Linked DNA regions of Homo sapiens: region 1 is linked to region 2. Evidence: chromatin contacts called from ENCODE Hi-C or POLR2A ChIA-PET data. All regions are on one chromosome and are shown on one strand. Each heading gives the region's core, a stretch centred on a gene start or an enhancer-like site at or near the end of the contact. The rest is flanking DNA. Distances are from core to core; before and after follow the strand shown. Region 1 overlaps LINC00261 (long intergenic non-protein coding RNA 261). Region 2 holds the start of THBD (thrombomodulin).

Evidence for each region. A loop is a pair of places that touch in the nucleus more often than their neighbours do. ChIA-PET counts read pairs that join two places held with the same protein, here RNA polymerase II (POLR2A). Pooled maps may share reads with other maps.
Region 1: a pooled map shows a loop between it and region 2 (4-fold over the local background). The contact joins the enhancer-like site here to the promoter of THBD in region 2. A Hi-C loop is called at or near these places in 4 of 37 single-sample maps with no recorded cell type and 6 of 50 pooled maps. POLR2A ChIA-PET finds 5 or more read pairs at or near these places in 1 of 52 experiments (endothelial cell of umbilical vein).

What each region holds. Positions count from the first base shown.
Region 1 is chr20:22,567,006-22,572,802 of GRCh38, reverse strand. LINC00261 (long intergenic non-protein coding RNA 261) reads left to right here. Exons shown (of 4, transcript NR_001558.3): 2 at 4,918-5,009. Among named protein-coding and RNA genes, the nearest start is that of LINC00261, 8.7 kb to the left of the region's middle. RefSeq lists enhancers at 805-1,404, 3,315-4,132, 4,133-4,951. Within about 2 kb of position 3,867, at least 5 of the 41 ENCODE cell types and tissues checked have a DNase peak (open chromatin) inside an H3K27ac peak, as active enhancers do.
Region 2 is chr20:23,048,361-23,054,743 of GRCh38, reverse strand. THBD (thrombomodulin) reads left to right here and starts at 5,072. Exons shown (of 1, transcript NM_000361.3): 1 at 5,072-6,383. The coding sequence starts at 5,240.

The sequences.
Region 1 (5,797 bases), core at 2,618-5,117, 480 kb after region 2:
CAAGGGCTAGGAATGTCCTAAGAGGCTCTTGCCTCTGACCTCCCCCTGACCTGCACCTGGTGGCCTGACAACCCAGGTGACAGCATAGCTGGAATGCATACACCGCCCACAGCTGGTCCCCAGCACGCCCTGGCCCCAGCCCCCGCGGCAAGCCTCCCCCTCCCACCCCTCACATATATGCCAATGCAGATCTCCATAAACACCTGCCTCTGGGGTTTGCCCCTGAATAGGATGCTGGCCTAGGCACATCAACCTGCAGCCCTCAGGGAGGGAGGATGCTGCCCAGGACCCAGTAGGCCCATCGCATACAAGAGCACCACTCCAGCAGAGTGCATCTGAGTGTGCATGTGAACAGTTGCCAAGCTTGTGCCAGGCTCCGGGGACACAGAGTGGAAATGAGCACTAGACCTCCTCAAATCAGGGCTCAGGCTTGGCTTGGAGGTCTCCTTTACTTTTCAATATCCGGGAAGCTAAGTTCCCTGGCCTGTCCATTTTTAGTGGTGTGAGATTCCCTGCAGACTTAGCATCTTCCATTTCGGCATTTCAGAGACAGGCAGACAATTGGATTCTAAGGCCAGCTCCTCACGTGTTGGCATGTGTATGGCCAACTCTTGGAAGTGAACAGAGTTCTAGATAAAATTGTATTCTCACTCCAAACTGGACAACTGAGTGTTAGACTAAGGTTGGGACACAAGAATGACACAATTACCCACAATCAGATTGTGTGCTGAGCCTTGTAAAGATGGCCAGAGGGGAGGAGAATACCAATTTTGGGGGCTGTTTATGGGGGCGAGACAGTGGGGGAAGCAGTAGCCAATCTGTATTTTGTCCTCTTTCCATTTTAATTACCACCTCCCCCAATCAGCAAAGTTTACCAATTAAAGGCCAATCTCTCTTGATTTCTGTGCTTTAAAGGACATTTCGATTCACCCAGGCAGACAATTAAATCCCCCTCTTGCCTCTCCCTTCCCAGAGCTCAGGAACAAATGCATCCCTATCTCTTCCCAGCATCGAGCAGTGGGAAGGAGTTGATCTCAGGTGCTCACCTGCAGTTATCAGAATGCCAGACTCATTTAGGGAGCTCAACTCTGGAAGCTGAGGCGATCCTTTCATTGATTGTGGCAAGCGCGGTTTAGATTTTGCCCTTGCTCAGTAAACAACTAAAAGTAACTGCATGATTTCTCCCTTGCATTCCACAATCTCTCTCCTCCTTCCCTGCCTCCTCTCTCTCACACACCACATGACACACACACACACACACACACACACACACACACACACCCCTTCCCTACCTCAGGCTCAGGCCTCTGGGCTCTTGGTCATCATGAAAGAACAGGCAGATCACTATCCCTGTATGACACCCTTAGCTAAGCGCCTCCCCACTCCCAGCTGCTGGACGTTTTGCAGGGGTTGGGGTGGGTTCTGTGACTTCTTCCTAGGACTCATGACTCTCCCAAGGTGCACACCCTCCCAAGTTCCCAAGCCCCCAACCATACCACATCTGGAAGTCCCCACCTGTCTAGAATGCTTTCCAGAGACTTTCCCGACCATTCCTCCCTTGCCTCCCTTCCCCCACCCCAGCCCTTCTCCCTGTTTCCTGCTGCAGCTCAGACCCAGTTCAATGAAGTTGAGGGTGGAGGACAGATTCTGTCTGAGGTGCAGCAGCTCTGCTTCTGGCTGAGGTAGCCATGTCTCAATACAGATCTGTTTTGGGGATGAAAGCAAATTAAAATGGCAAACTCACTCAGTGACGATCAAACTTCTAAGATCCTTAACAAGATCTCCATTTACTCCTCAATTACTAATAGAAAAAGGGAAAGATGTACTCTATTGTCCAACATTTGCATTCTCTGAATAGACTGTGTGTTACAATTAGCCCCCTTCATTAGCTCCATCTCTAAGAATGGGTTTGCTGTGAAGCAATTGTGAGGAGCGCGCGTACTCTGCCATCTATTTGTGTAAAATAAAGTAGGCATAATGGCCAGTCTTCCAAAACAATAGAAAACCTTAGTACAAATCCTAACAATTATAATTTAAAATTTAATAATTCTTTTTTTAAAAGCCAAATGGTGAAGAACAGTTTTCTTGCAGACATTGGACAGTCGGCCTGCCACGAGTGTGTTTTTTAAAAAAATTAAGCGACTTTCTCTTTCAAAGTCTGTTGTCTTTCAAATGGAATTTTTTCTTGTTTGCCTAAATGCCTTTCACGTGATAAAAGATATTTTTCAAATTAGATCACCTCAATTTAAAATACAGTTACCTATTATCAGCCAGCCTGGAGCATAAAGCATTTTAAGAAGTCTCACAGATCTATTTTATTTTTTAGGATTTAGAATTTTCACGGATTCTTTTCATTTTTAAGGATTTTTAAAATAAAACAAACATTGTAGTTTGTAAATTCTTAAGATTTGAGATAGAAATATTGCTCACAGTATTGAATATTCCACATTAGTCAATAGCAAGCAGATAAATATATATTTCTAAATGAAGGGTAGCTCTGGAAATTAGACAGCCATTTTATTACATAAGGTATTCTTGGACAAACCAAAAAAGTGTGTCCTCACTTTTTCCAGCACAGTTTCGTAAATGGAGTATAAAATGTATTTGGAGTTTTAATAAATTTATTAGGTGCCAAACATTTCTTTGCACAATGTCTGTCTAGTTTGTGTCCTGAGGGCAAAACAATGTGTGATATGCTTGCATTACAGTTTTGTGGTAGCTGCTCACAGGCAGGTCACACCATCCTACTTTCATTGTCATTGGCAGTGCTATTTTGTTGAATATCAGTTTTGATATGACTAACGCTTATTTCTCAATTTCACCTTGCATTTTCTTCTAATTTTTATGTTTGATAAAATAGCTCAATAGTGGTAATTAAACCTCTCCTTATAAAGGTATAGCTATATATTTCTCAATGCTTGTCTTTCTAGCAATGAAATCCACATTAAAAACATTTCTGGGAGAAGATAATTTCTTTGTTATTTTTGGATTGTTTAAAACTATTAATACAATATAGAAAAATAATGCCGGGTAAAAATAGGATTGATTCTATATCAAATAGGAATTTGTTTCCTTTACTGCCTTCCTTTTTGCAATGTCTGTGCAGGTCTTCCCACACCTTGGCTAGTTCAGTAGATATATTCAGTTTAGATATATTTTAGTTCGTCACCTCTGAAGCTCAGACAAATTTCCAGGCCAAGTTTTGAAAAATAATTTAGGAGAAACTTGCAGATATTTTGAGGACGCGGCGTGTAACCTCCCATGGCACCGAGACAAGCGACATTCTGTTTGGTGCAAGTGGCGAAAAACACGACCTAACCGTGTTTACATGTGTATTCAGCCATGAAATTGAGTATTATCAACGTTGAAAAAATGCAAATCAAATTAAAACAAGAGAAAATTGTCTTTGGAATTACAGCGGCCTGGAGCCCCCAAGTGTTTGCTTAAATTGAATCATTTAGAAAAGAAAAAACATCTAAACTGCCCCTTCACTATTCTCTTCCGCCCCCACCCCAGGCACGAACCTTGTCCTTTAATTCTACCATGAAATGTATCAAAGTTGAGGCACAAATAACTCTACCTAGGACAAATCACGTTGCAATATATATATATGTGCATATAAAAATTAAATGCCTCCCTCTATCTAGGTGTTCACAGAGTCGGACCTGCTTCCGAAATAAAGCAGCACTCCCTTTCCTCATTCCTGGGTGAGGCCCTAGCCGCTGGCTGGCGGGCTGGCTCGGGCTCCCCGCGAGTGGCCCGGGGACCTGCAGAGCAGCCTTCCTTGGGCTCAGGCTGCGAGAGCCGGAGCGGGTGCTCGGGCTCCGGGAAGGCGGCGTGTGCCCGGGTACCCGGGGCCAGGCAGCCGGGGCCGATCGGGCGCGCCGAGGTCGTCAGAGCAGCCGGCCGAGCCCCCAGTCCCCGCGGGTCCGTGGGGCTGTCCCGGTTTGGCGAGCTCCGGCTGCCGAGATGCGCCAAACGCGGAACCCGGGTTGGCCCTCCGGGGGGTTCTTCTCGTCCCCTCCCAACGCTCACTTCGCTGACATAGGACTTCCAAGGGTCTTAGTGGAGAAGGCCACGAAAGGAAAATGCCTGCTAAATGTCACTGGGGGTCGGGGGAGAGATCGAAAAGAGCACGAGGCAGAGGGACGGTCATTCTTGCTTTTCCCCCACAAATTCTAGAAAGCGCAGGGAACCGACCCTAGGCAGCCAGTTCACACCGGACCCGACCTATCCCACCCCAGTCGCCATGGGCTCTGTCAGCTGTATTCCTCTCCCGCCCTCCCCATCGCTCTCCCGTCTCCGGTAACACTGGCGAGTCCAGGGTTTCTCCTGCAGGTGCCAAGGTCGGCCCCGTCCGGATGAGCCCGCTGGGCACCGCGCAGAGGAGGGCCGGGCGAACAGGCAGACGGCCTTGGGTCAAGACTGGGAGCGCGACCCCGCTGCGGTGGGAGCGGGACCCAGGCAGCCACGCCCACCAGTCTTAATGGGGGACAACAGAGGGGGCTAGAATGGGGGGCGGGATGCTGGTGACACCAGTGGTGGCTAGGATGTGCTGGCACGGCCCTGGAGACACTTTTATCTCATTTAGTGACCTCAGGATTTTCGTTTCGCTCCCCCAGCCTGCACTTTCTCCTCTTCGAACACTCGTCCACCCTGCTCCAGCCCGAGCTGCACCTTCTCCGACCCGGTATCTCAAAAGGAGCTCGAACTCCTTTTCCTCTGGGGAGGAGAAAGAATGGGTGGCCTCCGCGTCACTCTGTTTCCCTTCCTCCTCCTCAGTCCTGATAGAATCGAAGGGCTGCCCTTGTTCCAGAAACATAATAACTGCATTCCAGCTGACTCCGATGGGGGCGGGGGGCGGAGTAGTGGAAGCCCATTTTTATTTGAAACCTGTCCCTATATTTTCCTTCCCAGGAATCCCTGGATAAAGACCAGCTCAACCATCGCTGAGAAAACAGACCTAGGCTTCCCAGGGCGGTTAACCCGCCGGCCTCTGGGCAGAGACTGTAAGTTGGGGTCGTGTTTGGGAGACTCGGGACCCTATTTCCAAGGAGAACTGTGGGGGACATGTTTATGTTTGTTGTTTTCAAAATCAAGCAAAGGAAACAACAGCCAATTAAAATGAAATATTTTTATTCCCCTCGCACGTCGTCAGTGATTTGCCCCCAGGGATTCACAATTTTCCCAAGCCTGTTAACGGGTGACAATGAGTGAGTGCCTCCTGTAATTTAATTTTCCTGTCACACTAAATAGAGCTACATTGTAAACCTTAGATCTACTCTTACTGATAGGATCGCCTTGTTTTGCCATTTGCACCATAAAGACCCCCAAAAGGGACACTGTATTGTGACCTCTACTCTTGAATTATTCAAGAACTTAATGACATTTTCCATTTTAAAAAGGGAACTAATTGCCATTGATGCAAAGCATGTGACCTTCTGCAGGTACCCAGTATGAGAATGTAACCATCTGTATGTGCATAGAAGGCTGAAGAAAGCGGGTGCAAACAGGAAAAACACATGCAATCCTAACGAGCTCAAAATGGACACTGGAATCAAGCGTAGGGTTTAATTTCACCCCAAACCGTGACACATAGCTCCACAAAATTCCCTTCACCAGACCTAAAGTCTGCATAAAACCTCGCATCAATTCAGGCTCGTTTTGGGGGACATGACATGACTTTTTAGCTAGGACTGGAACATTAAAAATTTTGAAAGCCAGTATGCCTTTATAAATGTAAAATCACTTTGATGTCAAGCAAAATATCTAATAATTTGCCTCCCTTCTTTTGTGG
Region 2 (6,383 bases), core at 3,823-6,322:
GATGGCTACCAGTGACCACAGGGGTCTTTGATAAAGCTTTTTTTTTTATATATAGCAGTAATAACAACCATATTTGTTAAACAGCTGCTGTCTTCCAAGAAAAGTAATAGTCACTGTATGTACATTTTCTGTTTTATTTTACACTAATCCTACATATTAGATATTATATCTCCAGTTTTTGGGAAAGAGTTTTATTTTACACTAATCCTACATATTAGATATTATATCTCCAGTTTTTGGGAAAGAACACCAGAGATTGAAATAACTTAGCCAAGTAGGCCAGTATGTGGCAAAATGGGGGCTCAGACATACTCCACATTGTAATTCTTTCATCCTTACCACAGGCCGGTGAATCTTTGTTTCACCACTTACTAGCTGTGTGACATTGGAGAGTCACTGATTCTCTCTGGCCTTCAGCTTCCACACCTGGGCAATGGGGACAGTCACTATGGATGTCTCTAGGGCAGATGGGAAGCCTAAGACAGGACATGCTTCAATTTCTTCCCTATGCCTCCATCCCTGATTTTTTTTCACAATTGCTTATTGTTATTAGTGGTAGAAATGCTTGGCTGGAACAAATTAAATCCAACAGACATTTGGTGAGTCCCTACCATGGAAAAGAAACCATGCTGGATATTGAATACAATCAGATGCCGAATCCAAATTCTAGGGACTTGAGTGTTTTCTTTTTTGCTAAAATTTATTGAGAGCTGACTACGGCTCCTCTGTTCTAAATGCTTTACATGTATAACCCATTTAATCTTCATCCTAACACTTTGAAGGAGGGACTATTCCCATTACACAGTCAAGGAAACTGAGCTACACGGGGAGGGGTTATTAGTCAAATCTTAACAATAAACAAAAACTTGTGAATGCCGGAGCTGGGTCTCCAGTGCAGCCAAGTCGGCTCCAAAGTCCACACTCTTAATTCACCCTGAGGCTCTGAGGTCCCCCATCCTTGTCTTTGCAGGTGAATGTGAGAAAATCACCCTGGAGAGGACAAAGAAACATCTACCACAGGTGCTCCAATAAGCTCTGGGCACTGTCTAGTTACAAAGCGTGCTGTTAGGTGTAAGGGGATACAAAAATGTGTGGGAATCTGGAGTATAAGTGCAGCAAAAAGTGTGGTATATGCATGATTAGGTACAGGGCAGGGAGGGAGTGGTGAGTACTAAAGAGCTGAGAGAACGACCTGTCTATGGGAATCACAGACAGATCAGTTCTGGTTGGGTTATTCAGAAAACTTGCTGATGGGGAAGCTTGAACTGGGACTTGAAAGAATGGAAAGATTTCAGTGGGTGAAGAGCCTGGCAGACGAGAATGTTGCTAGCAGAGGGAGAGACATGAACTACAGGGTGGAGATGAGCGGACAAGGTGCTTCTCTGACAGTGAGCAGGAGCCTCCCTTGCCAGGATGTTTCCTCATTCATGGAGACCAGCAGAACACTGGTCCTTGAAGCCTTGTGAGGTGCAAGGGGTGCAGGCTCTGGGTCCAAATTCCAGCATAGCCCCTTGAGTGCAAATTTTCTCATCTGTGGCCACAGAGTAGAGGCACTATCGCGAGCATCTTCAGTGCGGAGGGGAAAGAGTATGGGCTCTCCCAGCGGGTGGGAGCAGCACTGAGGGAGTATGAGGATCAGAGTAGCCTCAGCCACGGTGGAGAGCTGGAGAGATAAGCAGCAAGGAAAAGAGCTGGGGACCCAACTGTCTCAGCATAAATTGAGAAGGCAGGAGCAGTGATCAGGGGAAACAAGACACAAAAACTAGGCAGTGGATGAAGGAGAGCAGAAAGTCAAAGGCAAGTGCATGGTTTAAAACCTCAGTGGACCAACTATTGATACTGGGAAAGATGGGGTAAGGGTCCCTTCTAGAATACTCCCTCCCCAATCTCCTTGGACACTGCTATCACTGCCAGGGGAATGGGTAAGTTCACCAAAAGGTGGGTTGTAAAGAGATGATGAAGACCACCAGCAAAACCTTGAGAATGGCCACTCTAGTGGGTGGTACAAGAGGATCCCAGGGGCCTCCCCAAGGCTCACAGGAGAGGAAGGGAGGAAAACATGTGTCTCAAAAGTAATTGGAGGAGGAGCCTTGAGAATGGTGAAGGGTCACAAGTGCAAATGGCACCAAGGCTTCTAGAAGGATGGCTGAAAACAAGATTTTGGCAACAGTATTTAGGACCAGATGGGTGTTCTTCAAGGGAGCTGTTTCAGGAGTAAAGCAAGTCTGCTGGTGGGCCAGAGTGAGGGTGCTGGGCCAGGAACTGGGCCAAGCATTGGGAAGTGGATGTGTTATCTGCAAAGGGATAGGAAGGAGTGGCCCACCCTGGTGTGCAGGGGGCACAGATAGGAAGATAGGGATGGGGCAAGAACACAGACAGGGGACCTTCAGTCACCAGAAGGTAGTCTAAAATATGCAAAGCCTCCAAGGTATTGGCTGGAGAGGAAAAACAAAGCGGCTGAGGGCAGGCCCCACAAGGCAAAGGTATCCTGAGGGTCAGGGGTAAAGCCCTTACAGGTGGGAAAGCCAAGTGGGTCATGTCCACCCATCCTTGTGTAGGGCAACCCAGACACTGTGGTACCCCCCATGGGACAATGCTCTGCTTCTATCTGTTGTTGCTCTAGTTTCTTTCTAATACAGAAACATCCAACATCTGCACCTCCTCATATAGGGTTGATCCAAGTTTCACAGACATCACTGAGTTCTTAGTGGACTCAGCTATTGGGGCTGTTCTCACACTTTTTTTTTCTTTGCAAGAATCAGCAATGGGTGCAAGTGGACCTGTGTAGGACGTCCAGTGAAACATTGTGTTGGTGAATCAGCTAGAATCCATCCAAGAACTCAGCCAGCCTGGTGTGGGGTGAGATCTGATCCTTGAATGTCCCTCAGTGGCTTTTAGGGCTGGCAGGTTCAGAAGGGCCCTCTCATCACCCCCCCAGGGCCTCATTCCTTGTTTAACACTTTGCTATCACAGTCTTGAATCCTTGTAATTGAACAATGGACCCCACATTTTCACTTTGCACTGGTTTCTGATTCTGTAACCGATCCTGTCCCCCTCTCTTGTCTCATTCACTCTGGGAATTGTCCCCACATTCTGAGACCTTTCAGCAGTGCCCCAACGAGGTTCCTGCCCTTATCTGAAGCTCCACCCTCACCCCCATGGCGGCACCGCAGGCAGCCCTGCTTTTGCGTCCCGCGTAGGCAGGCTGTGCACCGGAGTCACGACCCCCTGATTCAGCCTAGGCAGCCACAGCTTGACTGCTCCCGCCGGACAAGCCCTACTGTGCTATCTGCCGCTCTTCCCTTCCTCTTCCCAGGGGGTCCGCGTCAGGGGAGGCGCAGCTGTGTGCATTCCGGGAGCTTCAGACCCCCGTGTCCAGCAGCTCCTTCGTTTCCTGGGTGCTGGGGCGGCCTTCCCAGCGAAGAGCTCAACTCAGCGGGACGTTTGGAGGCTCTCTGCCCCAAGGCGCTGGGGAGTGTGCGGCGGGACAGTCGTGCTTGCCTTTTTCACTTTCAGAGTGTCCACGCCCCACCCGTTTGGTCACTGCAGGTCAGTCCAGTCCAGCCCGGCCCACCCCACCGGTGCGTGTCTGTCGCACGTGGCAGACGCCATACTCTCTGTTCTTGTTTAAAGCCCAGGATCTACTGGGCCCTGGAGGCAAGAGGTGAACGCAGCGGAATCCACGCTGAGCTGCCCGGGAACGGAGCTTCCAACCCCAGAAGGAGGACTCTGTGCTCCTACACCTTAACCCTTTTTAGCCCGAAACTTCTCCAACTTCCTTGGCTTTGTTTAGAGCTCGACAGCGCCGCCCCCTGGCGCTCGTTGTGAGGACAGTAGAGGAGAGAGGCAAGGGTGTTTTTAAACAGTTTGCCTCTCACCATTATGGGGGCGACCCGAGGGGGAGACCCACTCTTCCGCATTCCCGGTAAGTGAACCACCGGAAGAGGTCGAAAGTGACGGATTCCCATGTCCTCCTCCAGCCCCCCCCCCACCCTGCCCATCCACAGGACGGTGGCTCTTCAGTGCCCTTTGCCGAGCAAGTGGCGTTTCTATGCACGTGGGTATCAATTCGGACTCTGGACGAAATGGAAACCTCCTTAGCCGACCCGGGTGGGATCAGCTGGGATCCTGCGCGCTCCCCTGGGGGGTTGCCAGCCACTCTGTTGGGGTGCAAGAAGCACCATCCTTCGGAAGCTGGGCCGAAACTGGCCAGGCTGACTCGCTCCCACGCGCCCGCCCCTACCCGGCGCCGCAGCAATTCACCTGCCACCGCCTCTGAGCCGGGTCCGGACTTCGGCGCCCTGACAGTGTCCCCGCGACTTCCCCACCCGATGAGATGGGGTCTGGCGTTGGCCAGTGCGTGTCCAGGGACTCGCGGGTCCCTGGCCAGCCATGGGGCAGAGGGCGCTGGTGTTAGGCCAGTCTTCCCCACCCTGCCCCGTCACCCCAGCCACACCCACTGTCCTGTGAGGCCAAGCGCGCTCCGCTGGTTTCCTGAGCCAGGCACCTTGGCCGCGGACAGGATCCAGCTGTCTCTCCTTGCGATCCTGTCTTCGGGGAAGTCCACGTCCTAGGCAGGTCCTCCCAAAGTGCCCTTGGTGCCGATCACCCCTCCCAGCGTCTTGCAGGTCCTGTGCACCACCTCCCCCACTCCCCATTCAAAGCCCTCTTCTCTGAAGTCTCCGGTTCCCAGAGCTCTTGCAATCCAGGCTTTCCTTGGAAGTGGCTGTAACATGTATGAAAAGAAAGAAAGGAGGACCAAGAGATGAAAGAGGGCTGCACGCGTGGGGGCCCGAGTGGTGGGCGGGGACAGTCGTCTTGTTACAGGGGTGCTGGCCTTCCCTGGCGCCTGCCCCTGTCGGCCCCGCCCGAGAACCTCCCTGCGCCAGGGCAGGGTTTACTCATCCCGGCGAGGTGATCCCATGCGCGAGGGCGGGCGCAAGGGCGGCCAGAGAACCCAGCAATCCGAGTATGCGGCATCAGCCCTTCCCACCAGGCACTTCCTTCCTTTTCCCGAACGTCCAGGGAGGGAGGGCCGGGCACTTATAAACTCGAGCCCTGGCCGATCCGCATGTCAGAGGCTGCCTCGCAGGGGCTGCGCGCAGCGGCAAGAAGTGTCTGGGCTGGGACGGACAGGAGAGGCTGTCGCCATCGGCGTCCTGTGCCCCTCTGCTCCGGCACGGCCCTGTCGCAGTGCCCGCGCTTTCCCCGGCGCCTGCACGCGGCGCGCCTGGGTAACATGCTTGGGGTCCTGGTCCTTGGCGCGCTGGCCCTGGCCGGCCTGGGGTTCCCCGCACCCGCAGAGCCGCAGCCGGGTGGCAGCCAGTGCGTCGAGCACGACTGCTTCGCGCTCTACCCGGGCCCCGCGACCTTCCTCAATGCCAGTCAGATCTGCGACGGACTGCGGGGCCACCTAATGACAGTGCGCTCCTCGGTGGCTGCCGATGTCATTTCCTTGCTACTGAACGGCGACGGCGGCGTTGGCCGCCGGCGCCTCTGGATCGGCCTGCAGCTGCCACCCGGCTGCGGCGACCCCAAGCGCCTCGGGCCCCTGCGCGGCTTCCAGTGGGTTACGGGAGACAACAACACCAGCTATAGCAGGTGGGCACGGCTCGACCTCAATGGGGCTCCCCTCTGCGGCCCGTTGTGCGTCGCTGTCTCCGCTGCTGAGGCCACTGTGCCCAGCGAGCCGATCTGGGAGGAGCAGCAGTGCGAAGTGAAGGCCGATGGCTTCCTCTGCGAGTTCCACTTCCCAGCCACCTGCAGGCCACTGGCTGTGGAGCCCGGCGCCGCGGCTGCCGCCGTCTCGATCACCTACGGCACCCCGTTCGCGGCCCGCGGAGCGGACTTCCAGGCGCTGCCGGTGGGCAGCTCCGCCGCGGTGGCTCCCCTCGGCTTACAGCTAATGTGCACCGCGCCGCCCGGAGCGGTCCAGGGGCACTGGGCCAGGGAGGCGCCGGGCGCTTGGGACTGCAGCGTGGAGAACGGCGGCTGCGAGCACGCGTGCAATGCGATCCCTGGGGCTCCCCGCTGCCAGTGCCCAGCCGGCGCCGCCCTGCAGGCAGACGGGCGCTCCTGCACCGCATCCGCGACGCAGTCCTGCAACGACCTCTGCGAGCACTTCTGCGTTCCCAACCCCGACCAGCCGGGCTCCTACTCGTGCATGTGCGAGACCGGCTACCGGCTGGCGGCCGACCAACACCGGTGCGAGGACGTGGATGACTGCATACTGGAGCCCAGTCCGTGTCCGCAGCGCTGTGTCAACACACAGGGTGGCTTCGAGTGCCACTGCTACCCTAACTACGACCTGGTGGACGGCGAGTGTGTGGAGCCCGTGGACCCGTGCTTCAGAGCCAACTGCGAGTACCAGTGCCAGCCCCTGA